Linked DNA regions of Homo sapiens: region 2 is linked to region 1. Evidence: read pairs that join two places in POLR2A ChIA-PET (ENCODE). Cell type or tissue: PC-9. All regions are shown on one strand. Links, peaks and the distances in the headings refer to the core of each region. The heading gives the core; the rest is flanking DNA.

What was found. ChIA-PET counts read pairs that join two places held together with the same protein. Peaks named below come from ENCODE experiments on the same cell type or tissue, not always from the same donor. Only the 100,000 strongest peaks of a DNase experiment are listed, where the experiment ranks them.
Region 2: POLR2A ChIA-PET joins it to region 1 with 17 read pairs; 4 of 35 experiments call an interaction of 5 or more read pairs at or near these places.

The regions. Positions count from the first base shown.
Region 1 is chr1:12,072,014-12,077,381 of GRCh38, reverse strand. All of the region lies in intron 1 of TNFRSF8 (TNF receptor superfamily member 8), which reads right to left. Among named protein-coding and RNA genes, the nearest start is that of TNFRSF8, 11 kb to the right of the region's middle. In PC-9, for the core only: no CTCF peak of the experiment used is centred there; no DNase peak of the experiment used is centred there; H3K27me3 peaks cover 1,281 bases.
Region 2 is chr1:12,159,480-12,164,847 of GRCh38, reverse strand. No RefSeq gene overlaps it. Among named protein-coding and RNA genes, the nearest start is that of MIR7846, 4.8 kb to the left of the region's middle. RefSeq lists enhancers at 1,238-1,337, 1,678-1,777, 2,207-2,336, 2,847-2,986, 2,495-3,004 and 2 more. In PC-9, for the core only: no CTCF peak of the experiment used is centred there; DNase peaks (open chromatin) are centred at 2,827 and 4,847; H3K27ac peaks cover 1,681 bases.

The DNA.
Region 1 (5,368 bases), core at 254-5,253:
TCTTTGCCTCTATCATCTCTCTCTAACACAGCCAGGAAGGGTTCTCTGCTTTTAAGGACTCCTGTGATTAGATTGGGCCCGCCCTGATAATCCAGGATCATCTTCCTGTCTCAAGATCCATAGTATCAGGTTTCAAGGATTAGAATGTGTGGACATTTGGCCAGGCGAAGTGGCTCGCACTTATAATCCCAGCTCTTTGGGAGGCTGAGGCAGGAGGATCACTTGAGCTCAGGAGTTTGAGACCAGCCCGGGCAACACGGCAAAGGAGAAAAACCCGTCTCTACAAAAGATACAAAAATTAGCTGGTTGTGGTGGAATGCACCTGTAGTCCCAGCGACTCGGGAGGCTGAGATGGGAGAATCTCTTCAGCCGTGGTTGGGCCACTGCACTCCAGCCTGGGTGACAGGGTGAGACCCTGTCCCAAATTAACAATGTAGAATGTATGGACGTTTTAGGGGACTATGCGTCTACCGCCACACCCTCGCTCCTAAGCAACCACTAGACTATACCACCACACGCCGAACTCAGTAGTCACCTCCTAACTGTAGGACTCTGAACCCCTCTCTCCACACTCAGTGCTCACTTGAGCTCCAGACCAAGAGACTACCTGAAACTAAAGTCCTCCTCCTCCACCTCTTTAAACACACCCATCCCTGGCCACAGGCTCCATCCCTGGCCACAGGCAGCACCTCTCACAGTTGTCCCACTGCAAGCAGGTGCCGAGTTGAGTTTTCCCCAGTTCCTGCACAGCTGAGAAAGAGTGTGCAGGGCCCCATGCTGCCTGGCCCCAGGGTTGGAGATAAAACCCAAAGACAGTGGACACGGAAACAGCATAGAGGGTGGAGCCTGGAGTCCCTGGCTGGAAGGAACTCAGGGACAGGCAAGCACCTTGAAATGATTTTTGTGTAAGAGTTGAAGAAAGAAGAAAAAAATATGAAAAGCGGCTTACCAAAGACAGGTTTATTTTGGAGAATAAAACTGAGGCCGGGCACGGTAGCTCACGCTTGTAATCCCAGCACTTTGGGAGGCCAAGGCAAGTGGATCACCTGAGGTCGGGAGTTTGAGACCAGCCTGACCAACATGGTAAAACCCCATCTCTACTAAAAATACAAAATTAGCCGGGCATGGTGGCTTATGCCTGTAATTCCAGCTACTCGGGAGGCTGAGGCAGAAGAATCGCTTGAACCCGGGAGGCAGAGGTTGTGGTGAGCCGAGATCACGCCACTGCACTCCAGCCTGGGCAAGATGAGTGAAACCCCATCTCAAAAAAAAAAAAAAGAAAAAGAAAAAAAAAAGAATAAAACCAAGAAGGCCTTCTGGCCAATTTCGTTCAGCAGCATTGTTTTTATGGACTAAGGGTATTTAAGGGTTCTGGGATGGGAGCTTTTCGCAGGCTAGGAATGTTTCTGTGTGGAGGAGAGTTTTACTGTATGCTGGGAATGTCTCTGGTCAGAGGGGAGGTTATCTCAGGGCTGGCATGTCTCCAGTCGGATGGGGGTGTTGGAATGTTTCTGGTTGGAGGTGTCATTTGTGGTTTATGGTCATGCTGACGTTAGCCGTTAGGCTGATGTTTTGGGGCTGGATTTAGGCGGTTTTTAATCAAGGAGAATTTAAAACGGCGATGCTTGTCCAAGATGGTGACGCTCCTGCTCTGTCAGTTAGCAAGAATCATACCATCCTCACTGGGTCCCCAGGACCTAGGGTGATATATTCACATATGTGCTCATATACGTCTCCTTACATGGCAAAGGGGAATCAGGGTGGTAGATGGCATCGAGGTTGTGAACCCGCTGACTTTCAGATGGGAGATTCTTCTGGATTATCCAGGGGAGCCCAGTGCAATTTAAGGGAACTTAAAAATGCAAGAGGGAGGCAGAAGAGAGAGTCAGGGAGTCAGAAAAAGAGATGAGTATGGAAGCTCTTCACTGTCATTTCCCAAACAGCGTTTCATCAAATGCTGGGGCTACCGGATGGTAACAGATGATAGGCAGAACACGGACAGGCGCAGCGGTTCACACCCGTAATCCCAGCTCTTTGGGAAGCCAAGGTGGGAGGATTGCTTAAGCCCAGGAGTTCAAGACCAGCCTGGGCAACATAGCAAGACCCTGTCTCTTTAAAAAAAAAAAAAAATTTTTTTTTTGGCAGAGTCTCACTCTGTCGCCCAGGCTGGAGTGTAGTGGTGCAATCTCGGCTCACTATAACCTCTGCCTCCCAGGTTCAAGCGATTCTCCTGCCTCAGCCTCCCGAGTAGCTGGGATTACAGGCATGTGCCACCACACCTGGCTAAGCTTTGTATTTTTAGTAGAGATTGGGTTGCACCATGTCTCAAACTCGTAACCTCAAGTGATCCACCTGCCTCGGCCTCCCAAAGTGCTGGGATTACAGGCATGAGCCACTGTGCCCGGCCTAACAAAATTTTTTTTTAATTAGCTGGGCATGGTGGCATGTGCCTGTAGTCCCAGCTACTCAAGGAACTAAGGTGGGAGGATTGTTTGAGCCCAAGAATTCGAGGTTACAGTGAGCTATGATTGCAACACTGCACTCCAGCCTGGGCAACAGAGTGAGACCCTGTCTCATAAATAAATAAACAAACAAACAAACACAAATAATCACTGGAGTCCATTCGAGAGGTTTCCATTTTAGATCACGGGGCTTCTCAGAACCTTTGATGTGGTTACTTACTCTTTGATTCTCCAAGGAAGGGTATGGGAGCTAGTCAGAAAACTCTGCAATGTTTCTCAAACTTCGTTGGCCATAGAACCTTTTTTTCTCAGAACTGCCATTGCCAGAAAGTGAGTTTGAGGCCGGGCCTGGTGGCTCATGCCTGTAATCCCAGCACTTTGGGAGGCCGAGGCGGGCGGATCACTTGAGGTCAGGAGTTTGAAAACAGCCTGGCCAATACAGCGAAACCCCCTCTCTACTAAAACTACAAAAATTAGCCTAGCGTAGTGGTGCACGCCTGTAATCCCAGCTACTCAGGAGGCTGAGGTAGCAGAATCTCTTGAAGCCGGGAGGCGGAGGTTGCAGTGAGCCAAGATCACATCAGTGCACTCCAGCCTGGGTGACAGAGTGAGATTCTGTCTCAAAAAAAAAAAAAGAAAGAAAGAAGGTGACTTTGGGACATGTTGCCTTTGGCACTAGGGAAGCATTAAAGGGTTTCAGGGTCATTAATGTGGTGGGGAGGTGGACAGGATGGAGGAGAGCGAGTCCGTTTTAGCAAGATCACGCCTTGAGTCCGAATTTAGCAACTGGTCGATCCTCACTTCCCACCAAGAAATCCCTCCTGCCTCCCAGCAATCCCGTGCCGGCTCCATGAGCCAATTGTTGAGACTGCAGGGATCCTGAAGATTCCAGGGCCGAAGCAAGTGTTGGAGCTGCATCCTTAGCTACAACTCAGACAAGGTAAAACCCACCCAGCCCTGAAGTACGTTCCCGGGCAGCAACAGCCGCCACGGGACAATGGCAGCTACAAAGAAAAATGCAGTGGGCTGGGTGCGGTGGCTCCCACCTGAAGTCCCAGCACTTTGGGAGGCCGAGGCAGGCAGATTATTTGAGGTCAGGCGTTTGAGACCAGCTTGGCCAACATGGTGAAACCCCATCTCTAGTAAAAATACATAAAAATTAGCCAGGCGTGGTGGTGGGCGCCTGTAATCCCAGCTACTCGGGATCCTGAGGCAGGAGAATCGTTTGAACCCGGGAGGCAGAGGTTGCATTGAGCCACGATCTCACCACTGCACTCCAGCCTGGGCGACAGAGTGAGACTCTGTCAAGAAAATGAAAAAAAAAAAAGAAAAAGAAAAAGGGAAAGGGAAAAGGAAAGGGAAAGGGAAAACGAAAGGGAAAGGAACGGAAAGGGAGAAAGAAAGAAGAGAAGGAGGGAGGGAGGGAAGGAAGGAAGAAGAAAAGAAGAAGGAAGAAGAAAGGAAGGAAGGAAGGAAGAAAAGAGAGAGAGAGATGGATATAGTGGACCTGAAGGAAAAGGAAGCGGGGCCCAGCTCCCTGGGAGTATTCGACTTTCTGATCCTCTTGGAGGTGCCTTAGGTTCCTGCGCCAGCCTCAGGCCAGTTGCTCAGAAGGGGCTTGTGTATTTACTTTTTGTTTGTCTGTTTGTTTGTTTTTAAGACAGGGCCTTGCGGTCACCCTGGCTGGAGTGCAGTCCTGCGATCATGAACACGGCTCACTACAGCCTTGACCTCCTGGGCTCACGTGATCCTCTCACCTCAGCCTCCTGAGTAGCTGGGACCACAGGTGTGTACCACCATGCCCGGCTAATTTTTTGTTGCCCAGGCTGTTCTCAAACTCCTGGGCTCATGAGATCCTCCTGCCTTGGCCTCCCAGAATGCTGGGAATACAGGCGTGAGCCTTGGCGCCCAGCCTGGTGTGTTTCCTTGCCCACCTCCCTCTCCCAGACTATGTGTGGGGAAGGGGCAGGGCACATGCCCCCCAGACCGTTTGGAGAGAGAGGAAACTCTTGGCCTGGCCGCTGCGTCCTGGCCTCCCTCACCCGAATCAAGAGTGGGAAGGGTGCCTGCCCAGGCTGGGAAGGTGAAGGTGGGGTTTAGGAGTTTCCTGGTCTCAGCAGGTTGGAACCATTTCAGTAAACTGTGTGGAGGCCACATTATCTGTGCACGCACTCTCTGAGAGCAGGAACCGTACCTGGCAGGCAGCAATCCGTCAAGAAAGTTGATGGCTGAAATGAAGCTGTGGGCGACGCCTCTAGGAGTTCTTAGCCCCCTGGAGGACCCAAGAACCCAAGGGGAACCTGCTGGGTGGGGCTTCCAAAGCAGGCCCCAGGCTCGCCCCAACCACCAGCACTGATGTGCTGTTTAACCTCTGACCCCTTCTGCTGCCTCCAGAGCCCTGGGCAAAGCTGGCAAGGACAATGGCACCATCTGTGGTGCAGAGCCTCATCACTGCAAACTCTGGAGGCTCCTTCCCCTACTGACCCAGGCAGAAGTAAAGATGGGCTCCTCTGGACTCCCGCAGGCCCCAGACAGTCCCCTACGCAGTACTGGCCACCCTCTCTTCTGTATTCCCCTTCCCACACTGCCCCCCATCGAGGGCAAGGACTGGAACTGGTTCATCTCCATGGCTGTATCCATAATGCCCCACATACAACAGGCACCTAATAAGGCTCACCTTTATTTGCACAGCACTCACTGTGTCCAGAAGCTGCTCTCAGCACTTGACACATATTAACTCATGTCATCCTTACACCAGCCCTACAATACAAGGTAGCTACTGTTATTAGCCCATTTTATAGATGGGGAAACCGAGGCACACAGAGGTAACTTAACTTGCTCAAGTCACCATCTAGTGTCAGAAGCAAGGGATAACCTTGACAGGCTGACAAAAAAGTTCATACCTT
Region 2 (5,368 bases), core at 107-5,106, 88 kb before region 1:
TGGCCACAATTCACCACCTCCCCTTCAGCTCCTACAGGATGGTGTCCTCCTGGCTTCTCCTGCTGAGGCCGCCTTACCTACTAGGAAGCACTTTGGGATGGAGATGGTCAGGCTGGCCTCCTCGCTGGGGTCCATGGTTGCCTGCCCTTTGCTGCGCACCAATAGCAGCCCAGCTAACTCTCCGTGCACCCTGGCTCACTCCAGCAATGCTGGCTCAGGTCCATCCAGCCACAGGCTCCTTTATTAAGCACCTACTGTGTGCCAGCCCTGGAGTGCTGGGGACTCAGCAGTGGACAAAATAGACAAGAATCTTCCACCTGTGTTATGGTCCTTAAACTCCTGGGATATGAAGCCCCCAGATGGCTCCCTCGTATCCCCTCCTGCTTGGCCCAAGGTAAGAGGAAGTGCCCTCTCCGCTCCAAAGGGCAGCAGGGGGCACTCAGCCCAATGGTGACTCCTTCCCCAAAATCCTCTCTCTTGGCTTCTCCAACCCCACATCTTATTTAGGCTGGAGGTGGCGATGGCCAGTTCTGGCTGAACCAGTTTGTCTCTCCACATGACCTGCACACGTGGTCCGGGACTTTTTCTTCAGTGTGGGTGGGGGGGGGATTGATCTTGACACTCACCATATTGTACCTGCCACTGGGGAATATGGTAAAACTCAGGGACAGCAGAGGCAGTGTGGAGGGCCTGGACTCTCTCCTTCTGCCCCACAGCCCAGCCCTGGCTCTATCTCCCACCCATGATGCTCTGGGCCTCCCGATGAGGCTCTGGCCTTCAGGCTCTGTCCCCGAATCTGCCTTTCCGTGGAGTGGTCAGGCCCAGCCCTGCAAAGCATTAGCCACTCATGCCACTCTCCTAGCCCAGGATTTCTCAACCCAGAGGTCATTTTACCCCCTCTCCCTCCCCAGCACATTTGGCAATGTCTGGAGACATTTTGGGTGGTCGCAGCTGCAGGGGGCAGGGAGAGGTGCTGCTGGCATCTCACAGGTAGAGGCCAGGATTCTGCCAAACATCCCACAACGCTCAGGACAGCCTCATCCACAGAGAATTATCCAGCCCAAAACGTCCAGAACGCCAAGGTTGAGAAGCAACCTAGCCCATGGCTCTCCATGGCCTTTAGAACTGATTTCAGCCTCCTCCACAAGACACTGGAGGCCTTCATGTCCTGGCCCAGCTGGCCCACCAGGCAGAGCCCCACCACGAACCCCAGCTCTACAGGCCAACTCCCTGGGCATTCGGAGCAACCCTGAGTTCCCACCTCCATGCTTTTGTCCATGCAGGTTCCTCTGCCTGAGGTGTGTTTTCCTCTTTGTTTGTTTGGTGATCACCTACTTGTCCTTCCAGTCACAGCTCCACTCGTGCTCTCCTGTGAAACCACCCTTGACCACACCCCAGCAAGCTGGGCAGGATAACATGGTACGTCTACAGACTATTAGCATAACACTTACTCCGGTATTAGTTGCTTACACGGCCCTCGCCTCTCTTAGTAATTGTGATACTAGCGGTTATGGAAAGATGACTTACACACTTTATCTTGCACCAGGTGGGGGGCAAGCTTTATGGTATGCTTATCCAGCTAATACGGGGTACAGCGGGTTCAAACCTGGTTTGGTGGCCTCTCCATAGCCAAGGGGCTCTTCTCAGCATGGAGCTCTCACACTGCTGAACTGTGTGATACCCGAGGGTAGGGGGACTTGCTCTTGGTTCCCTCTATTTCCCTTGATTGAGTCCCTTCTTGTGCATCTCCTGTATGTTCTGGCCCAGGAGATACCTAACGGGGGGCTTGATAAAGTTGAAGTGAATAAGGACCAAATACAGGATGAAGGGTACGCAGGAGGCGATGAAGGGATGAAGACTTGAGAGAATGAATGAATGAATGAATGAATGGGTACATGGATGTCCGGGTCAAGGCTCAGGAACCCAGTCCAGCCCAATCACTCCTAGGCCCTGTATACCCAACCCAGACTCCCAAGCCATGCATCTGGTAGACTCCCAGCCCCACAGCGCAGAAAAGTCCCCATTTGCTCCTTGTTGACAACACAGTCTTCAAGCAGAGATGGAACTGTGGCCCTCAGGTCCTCAACTCAGGGGCTGCATGTGCAGAATCTGAGCTCTTGGCCAGACACTCCCTGGAGCCTCTCCTCACTTCCCAGCTCAGTCTACAGCCCTCAGAGGTCCCCTGACATCTCCCACCCCAGTAGGTGGATGACTGCACTCCTGCAAGCGAGGGTGGAAGAAGGCAGGGCCACGGGCAGGCCACGTGTGCGAGGACAGCCGGTCTGTCCACTGACAGTTATTGAACACCTACTGTGTACCGGGCATTCTAGTGGATCTTTTGGAGGAGTGGCTTTCCAGCTTCAACCAGCATAAGAATCATCTGGAAGGCTTGTGAAACATGCAGAGTCCTGGGCCCCACGCCCATGTCTGTTGAGGGCCTAATATCTGGCTTTTTAATGGACTCCTCAGTGACTGAGGGGCACCTGCTGAGAAACCGTACAGAGGGTTGAGGTGCAGCAGGTGCTGTGTGTGGCTGAGGGCAGTTTGGAAGGCTGAGCTGTGGTTGTGCTGGGAGGGGCTCTTTCCACCATGGGGAGGTCTCCATGCAATATTCTTTTTGGAGTGAGCTTTCAGAGCCAGCCACAAAGCCAACTCCTTCTGACCTGGCCTCAGGGTCCCAGTGGGAATCTATCTTACAGGGTTGCTTGGACAGCGGGAACCCTACTCCTTCCCTGCTTAAGGCTGGCCCACAGCCAGGGCAAGTAACCTTTTCTTGTCCCTCAGTCCTGCTTATCTCAGCGCCCTGAATGTGCCGGGCCAGCCCCTTGATGACTCATGTCCTAAAATCACGAACAGGAAGCAGCATTTGGTGTTAGCCACAGCTCTACAACTGCCTGCTTCATCTGGCCCTCCTACCGGTCCTCCTCCCTTCCCTGGGGCCACATCTTGGGCTGAGCTGGCCATACCATGCTGTGGGCTGGGGGCACCGAGAAACACCAGCTCTTGTCCCCATCTCCTTCCAAAGAAGAGGAGGGCCTGGGGGTGCAGCACCCCCTCTCTCCCAGTACTCAAAGAGGACCACAGGCAATTTGGGGAAGGAAGCCAAGAGAGCCTCCAGGCCTCCTTCTCCCCTTGCTTCACTAAAACCTCCCTGTTCTGAGTGGCCTCTTCCCAGGACTCAACGCCAGAATCAGTCCCAGACCTTCTGGAGAAGACCCTTGGTTTCTAAACCCAGCAAGTGGGACTAGCTAAGTCTCAGGAATCCCCATTCTAGCCCCCTTCCTGTGTGACCTTGGGCTAGTGCCTACCCCTCTCTGGGCTTCAGCATCCTCATGTGTGACATGAGGAGTTGGATTTCAGGGGAAGCAGGCTGGTTTCCCCCCATATGCAGCTCCACTTGGTGATGGCTGCCTAGGGCTCTGTGTTGAGAAGGACTCTGAGCCTGGGCTCTGCAGGAAAGGATGCAGGATGGAGCAGCCCGGTGTGCCCTGGGCGGGAAGGGGTTGGCCTCAGCACAAACACCTGGCCTTTGCCATCTCTGGATTAGACCAAGTGCCCCTCTTGTCCTGAAGTTGTGTGGAGTGGGGTGCAGATGTGTGGGGTGGGTGCACCAGATGTGTGCGGTGGGGCACAGCAGGGCTAGGCTTGACTCCAAACCCCTGCCTTTATCGGCACAAGGCAGGTCTTGCCTGACCTGTGGGAATGATTGCCCAGGTAGAGGGGTGCACAGTTTGCCCTTTATGCAGAGCCTTTTCCTGACAGGAAATTCTCCTTTTCATCCTACTGCAAAGCACACTGCTGTATTTTACACACAGCAGTAACATTTTTTTTTTTTGAGACAGGGTCTCACTCTGCCACCCAGGTTGGAGTGCAGTGGCGCAATCACAGCTCGCTGCAGCCTCAACCTCCTGGTCTCAAGTGATCTTCCCACCTCAGCCTCCTGAGTAGGTGGGACCACAGGTGCATGCCACCATGCCTGGCTAATGTATTTTTTGTAGAGACGGGTTTTCGCCATGTTACCCAGGCTGTTTTCGAATTCCTAGGCTCAAATGATCCTCCCACTTCTGCCTTCCAAAGTACTAGGATTATAGGTGTTAGCCACCATGCCCAGCCTTTTTTGTTGTTGTTGTTGAGACAGAGTTTCGATCTGTCGCCCAGGCTGGAGTGAAATGGCTTGATCTTGGCTCACTGCAACCTCCGCCTCCCCCAGCTTCAAGCGATTCTCCTGCCTCAGCCTCCCAAGTAGCTGGGATTACAGGTGCCCACCACCATGCCTGGCTAATTTTTTGCATTTTCTTTAGCAGAGACGGGGTTTCGCCATGTTGGCCAGGCTGGTCTCAAACTCCTGAGCTCAAAAGTGATCCACCCACTTCAGTAGCCTCCCAAAGTGCTGGAATTACAGGCATGAGCCACCATGCCCAGCCTTTTTTTTTTTTTTTAAGTTTTCTTCTAGTTACACTTTATCTTATTATTTTTAATAGTAGAGAAGGGTTTCACTATGTTGCCCAGGCCAGTCTCAAACTTCTGAGCTCAAGTGATCCACCCACCTAGGCCTCCAAAAGTGCTGGGATTACAGGCCCCACTACACCCAGCCTCCCAGCAGTAACCTTTTTAACCCTACATTATCTTTGTTTAGATTTTTTTTTTTAGAAATTAAAAAAATTAAAGCATCATATAAAAAATCCATATTCCACTACCCAGAACTGACCAGTGGTAACAGCCAGGGTTGCCCTCACTCCTCCCTGAGCCCGCTGGCCCGGCCGCCCTTGCTGGAACACACAAAGCATTCTCCCACCTTGAGGCCTTCGCACTGGCAGTTCCCTCTGCCTGGATCACCTTTCCTCCAGATACCTGCATGACTCACTTCCCCTTATCAGTCTCTGCTCAAATGCCACATCCTCAGAGAGGCATCCCTGGCACCCCGCCCCCGCCCCCCCGCCCCCAACCAAAATAGCTACTTTACTTTTCTTAATAGCAGTTGTTATAATTTCTCTTTGGATCTGTTTATCATCTGTTTCTCCCATGAAGGCAGGGAACTTGTCTGTTTTGTTTTGCTCTCTGCTGGGTCCCCAGCAGCTAAGAAGCTGCACAGATATCAAATATATATATATAAAATGTGTGTGTATATATATACATAAATTTTTTTTTTTTTTTGAGATGGAGTCCCGCTCTGTTGCCCAGGCTGGAGTGCAGTGGTGTGATCTCAGCTCACTGCAACCTCTGCCTCCTGGGTTCAAGTGATTCTCATGCCTCAGCCTCCCAAGTAGCTGAGATTACAGGCATGTGTCACCATGCCTGGACAATTTTTTTTTTTTTTTTTTTGAGACGGAGTCTCTCTCTATTGCCCAGGCTGGAGAGCAATGGCGCG